2 separate regions of the Mus musculus genome follow, and region 1 is linked to region 2. The links are chromatin loops, found by intact Hi-C in ENCODE. Cell type or tissue: left cerebral cortex. All regions are shown on one strand. Region 1 holds the start of Ube2d3 (ubiquitin-conjugating enzyme E2D 3). Region 2 has its middle 22 kb from the start of Nfkb1.

The links. Peaks named below come from ENCODE experiments on the same cell type or tissue, not always from the same donor. Only the 100,000 strongest peaks of a DNase experiment are listed, where the experiment ranks them.
Region 1: it touches region 2 in a loop (2.5-fold over the local background); 2 of 42 quality-filtered maps call a loop at or near these places.

The regions. Positions count from the first base shown.
Region 1 is chr3:135,437,007-135,439,506 of GRCm38, reverse strand. It overlaps Ube2d3 (ubiquitin-conjugating enzyme E2D 3), which reads right to left and starts at 381. Exons shown (of 7, transcript NM_001356597.1): 1 at 1-381. It overlaps 4930539J05Rik (RIKEN cDNA 4930539J05 gene), which reads left to right and starts at 842. Exons shown (of 3, transcript NR_030689.1): 1 at 842-1,086. In left cerebral cortex, no CTCF peak of the experiment used is centred here; DNase peaks (open chromatin) are centred at 199, 305, 808 and 1,235; H3K4me3 peaks cover 2,284 bases; H3K27ac peaks cover 1,819 bases.
Region 2 is chr3:135,712,412-135,714,911 of GRCm38, reverse strand. No RefSeq gene overlaps it. Among named protein-coding and RNA genes, the nearest start is that of Nfkb1, 22 kb to the right of the region's middle. In left cerebral cortex, CTCF peaks have their summits at 1,142 (motif pointing right) and 2,048 (motif pointing right); DNase peaks (open chromatin) are centred at 1,155 and 1,597.

The sequences.
Region 1 (2,500 bases), 280 kb after region 2:
TTCGCCCCAGAGAGGGCGAGAGGGTGACGGGAAGCGCCGAGAGGTGGTTACAAGTTTAACTTCCCGGCCTCTTGAAAGGAAGACGAGCCCCGGGTGGGAGAGGAAGAGGCGGAGGAGAAAGGGGTGGGTGCGGGGCAGGGTCCAGAGCCGGGCAGAGGAGGAGCCGGGGCCTAGTCGGCGCTAGGCCGGCGTCACTCGGGCAGAGAAAGGCAAGGGGGAGGGGAGCGGGCGGCTCCGGACCGACGCCGGGCTCCTTTCGGTTTCGGCTCCAAGGGACAGCGAGCCAGCACAAGGCAATGGGCCCCGGGTGCGCTCCCGTCCCCACGGCGAGGGCTGTTCTGGGTCGCCCCTGACACCACCGTACTCTCCGCCTCGCAGCGCGCTCCTGCGTGCGCGCGCCCGCCCGCTCGCTCGCCCGCCACCTCGCCACCACGCGCCCGGCGGCCGCGGAGCTCCGGCGCGAGGACGCGCCCATGCCCCCTCCCCCTGCGGCCGGGCCCCGGCTCCGCCGCCGGCCTCTCCCCACCCTACCCCACCCAGCCGCGAGGGCTGCCCGCTCGGGCCGCCCACAGCCCCCCGGGCACCGCGCCGGCCCCGGCCCGTCTCCCTCCCCTTTCCCGAGCTGTCCACACCCACGCGTACAGAGGGCCGGGGCCTCCCTCGAGCTGCGGCCTCGGCCTCCTCCCCGCGCGGCAGCTGGTGCCTCCCCGGCCCTACGGGGCTCACGCGCACGGCACAGCCACAAGATGTCCGCTCTGACGGAACTACTGCCAGCTGCCACGCTCCGCCCCTCCCCCCGCCTATTCACCGCCGCGTATCCGTCCGCCAACGCCGCCGTCGCGAGCGCGGGGCGAGCCGAGGGGTTCAGGGGGGAGCGGTTTGCTTCCCTCGCTCGGGCCGAGTGGACGTGCCGCCCGCTTGCCGTCTCCCTGTCGGAACAGCACCTTCTCGCTAAAGCGATCGGAGGTCGGGCCGGGAGGGCGGGGGACGGAGGCGGGTCATGGGCTGAGGGGGAGGGTAGGCGAGTGGCGGAAACCCTTAAATTCAGAGAAGCATCGAGAACCGGAAGGAGACCTTAGGAGGAAGGTAATGGAAGCGGCAGCTGCGCGGTCGAGGCCCCACGCCCCTCCCTGAGTGGCCCCCCGTTTCCTCACTTGGGATGGAGGTGGCGGATCTCGCGAGAACCTCGTGGCAGGCTCGCAGCAGCTCCGGGTCTGCAATGACTTAAGGGCAGTTTTGTGCTCTCTTCCTGGCTCGGGACCCGCCCCCAAATCCGCAAGTTATCGCGAGATGCGCCGGCAACCCCCCCCCTGGGCTCTTACTGGGCGGGTCTTGCGAGGGAAGCACCGCCCCTGAGTGCTTATGCTAGTGGGCGGGGGAGGAAATGGAATTCCCCCGACCGGCCGGCCGTCGCGCGCCGACACGGCCCTCCCCCGGGCGTCCAATCGGGGAGGTGCTGTGGGCGGGGCCGCGGGGTGACTAGATGCCTTAGTCAAGGTGGAGCCGGTTCACGGCTTCTGCCGGCCCAGGTGATGGAGATTTCTTCCCGTGCTCCTCAGAGAGGGCTGAGCAGCGCGAAGAAGCTCCCCTCAAATTAGGAACAGCAAATTAAAAGATCCAGGCTGAGTGCTGATCGCACCGCCAAGTGCGGACACATGCGCGTTGTTAACCCCGAGGGGCCAATCTGAGAGCAGCGGCCTGCAGGGTTCTGCGTTTGCATAGCCTTAACAATACAGCTTTATTGTGATCGGATTGGGTAGAGCCTTAGGTATGGAACCGCAAGAGGAATATCCTAGAATCGTCTTTTCCTTCTGCTGTTTCAGTTTTTGAGCCCCAAAGTGACAAAATACTAGGGAATCGGTCTGGATTAAATCCTGGGGGTGAGATCTGTTAAGTGTGCCACTGCCCTGTTTTAGTCTGCCCTGCATAAAATGTAGAGGGCCGTTTGTCATCGAGAGTACTCTTTGGGTAAAAAGTAAGACTTTAACTTTTGAAAGACATTCAAAAAGATCAATATGTTTAGGTTTTCTAGCATCCTTAAACGACCCTACTTAAAGTGGAGGTCCTTCAGGACTACGTGGAAATAATTTGAATTTTGAGAACCTGTTGCAGGCAATATTCCGCAAGTAAAATGATAAAAGTCAATGTATAGCCGAAGAGTGACGGTGTATACCATAGGTAATATCACTGGAGCAGTTAACGGAATGCAGCTGCCTCAGCTACTCGCCATAGGAACCACCTGGAGTCTTGTTTAAAATGCTGATTTTATTTAGTAGGCCCGAGATTATACTTACAACAAGCAGCCAAGTGATAGAGATTACTTCATCAGAACCATTTTCTGAGTTAGTAAACCCTCAGTACTTACCTCGTGCCCTACGGGACACCTCTGACTTTCTCCTCCCTGAACAGCCCATTGTTCTCTCCTGGCTAACCAGTAGACACAAAGCAAAGAGCTAAGCATGGGGGTGGGAGGAGAACCCCAGATCTGAGTTCTTGCTTA
Region 2 (2,500 bases):
TTACGGGATGAGCTTAAATATTTAGGGGGTGTTTGGTGCTGTATCAGTTTAGCTAAACAGCAATAGGGAATTCAACATTCCTCACACACTCCTTGCTGAGGCTACAGATGCTGGTCTCTGATCTAGACTCTGGTCAATACCTTATACAAAGTACATATATGCTTACCACAATGTCTGTATCCATGCATAAGTTCAAACACCATTTCATATGTTAAACTGAAGACTCAGACATTAAAGAAGGCTAGAAACGCATTATCCATACTGACATTTCTAAGTGTATTGTATGCCAGGCCTTATCACTCAGTGATAACTAAAGCTCCAAAGGACCCCATTCTGGGCCACCCTAGTTTTTGACTCTTCTCCCTCCCAAGAGAACAGCAGGCATAAGAATTAAAAAGAATTTCCCGTATTTACAATTCAAAAGAAATCAACCATGTTCCTTGCCTTTTTTTTTCTTGATGTACTTTCCTAGGAACTCTGCAGTTCAGACCTTTACATTTTGAAAACAACTGGCAACTTCACCCAGTGAAGTGACATTGGTCTATTTTGTGTGAGCTAGTAAGAAAGTTTTAAAAGTGTTCATACACATGGCATAGTTTGTGAATGGAGTTAGATCATTTTAATTAAAATTAAAACAAATATGCACAGTAATGAATCAGCAAACTTTTCACCAAATTTGAACATAGCATGGCTGTATGGATGACAGGGCTTTTGTCTGCATCAAAAAAGTAGTCTCTCTCTCTCTGTCTCTCTCCGTCTCTGTCTCTCTCTGTCTCTCTGTCTCTCTCTGTCTCTCTGTCTCTCTCTGTCTCTCTGTCTCTCTCTCTCTGTCTCTGTCTGTCTCTCTCTGTCTCTCTCTGTCTGTCTCTCTCTGTCTCTGTCTCTCTCTGTCTCTGTCTCTCTCTGTCTCTCTCTCTCTGTCTCTCTCTCTCTCTCTCTCTCTTCTCTCGTGTGCATCAGCTAGTGTTCTAGCAGCATATTAAAATGACAACAAAATCACCAGCGAGTTTCAAATTCCATCAGATTGGACTTTCCAGTGACCCTTAACTGGATGAGTACAAACAGGAACGGAGAGCAAATATCTGAAAAGCATATTCACAAATAGCATCTGAATAAATTTCATTAAGCAGAGCTCACCTCTTCAAACAATACCAGGAGGGGGCAGCATATATTGTAGCTTGCAGAACTGGATCAAAGCACAGGTTCTTAGGAAAAAGTCAGATGCAGAGCCGGAAGCCAGGTGACACAGGGAAGCCATCAGAAGATATCAACTTTCAGGGATATGCAGAAGTCACTGCCGTTTGCAGAGAGAGAGAGAGAGAGAGAGAGAGAGAGAGGGAGGGAGGGAGGGAGGGAGGGAGGGAGGGAGGGAGGGAGGGAGGGAGGGAGGGAGGGAGGGAGGGAGAGAGTCACAAGGAGAGACCTAGACTCTTGTTGTGGTATGGATGACTAAAGTATAACCATGGAAATGTATCCACAAACAACTGGCTTCACACATACTTGTCAGAGGCTTGCCATCTGCAGAGTGGGAACACTTAGTAAATAATACTTCCTTTTCTTAACTCATTCCCCTAAGGAGAAATCTTTGTCCTGGCACAGTTGTTTCCTGGCCACCCCCTGAAAGTTCTAATTTTAATTACCTTACTTTTCTCATAGGAAAAAAGAAGCACATTTTAAAGGCACTTACCATAAATACCTGGGAAGAGATCTCAGACAAATCTGTCAGGGAAGTGATCAAAAATGCAGCCATTCTTGGACCTGAAACAACTCTTAGCTCAGCAGAGGAGAGCACATGCTGCTCTTTTTAATTTAAAGATTTATTTATTTATTTTATGTATATGAGTACACTGTAGCTGGTTGTAAGCCTTCCTGTGGTTGTTGGGAATTGAATTTTTAGGACCTCTGCTTGCTCCAGTCTGACCAACTCCGCTCTCACTCAGTCCTTGCTCGCTCTCACTCAGTCCTTGCTCGCTCCGGACCAAAGATTTATTTATTATTATACATAAGTACACTGTAGCTGACTTCAGATGCACCAGAAGAGGGCATCAGATCTCATTATGGGTGGTGTGTGAGCCACCATGTGGTTGCTGGGATTTGAACTCAGGACCTTCGGAAGAGCAGTCAGAACGCTTACCCGCTGAGCCATCTCTCCAGCCCTTGCATGTGCTGCTCTTACAGAGGACTCTGGTTGGATTCCCAGAAACACATGGCAGCTCGCAACCATCTGTAACTCCAGTTCAAGTGGATTTGATGTCCTCTTCTGACCTGCTCGGGGATCACACACCCATGTGGTGGGTATACATGCATGCAGACAAAACCCTCATACACATAAAATAGTGAAGTAAATAAATCTTTTCTAAAGGGGGCAGGGGTAAAGTGTTTCTTTCTAGCCATGGTGTCATAGGAACCACATTGTACTGGCTGGTTGTGTGTCAGTTTGACACAGGCTTGAGTCATCAGAGACAAGGGATTCTCAATTGAAAAAAATTTTTTCTTCTGT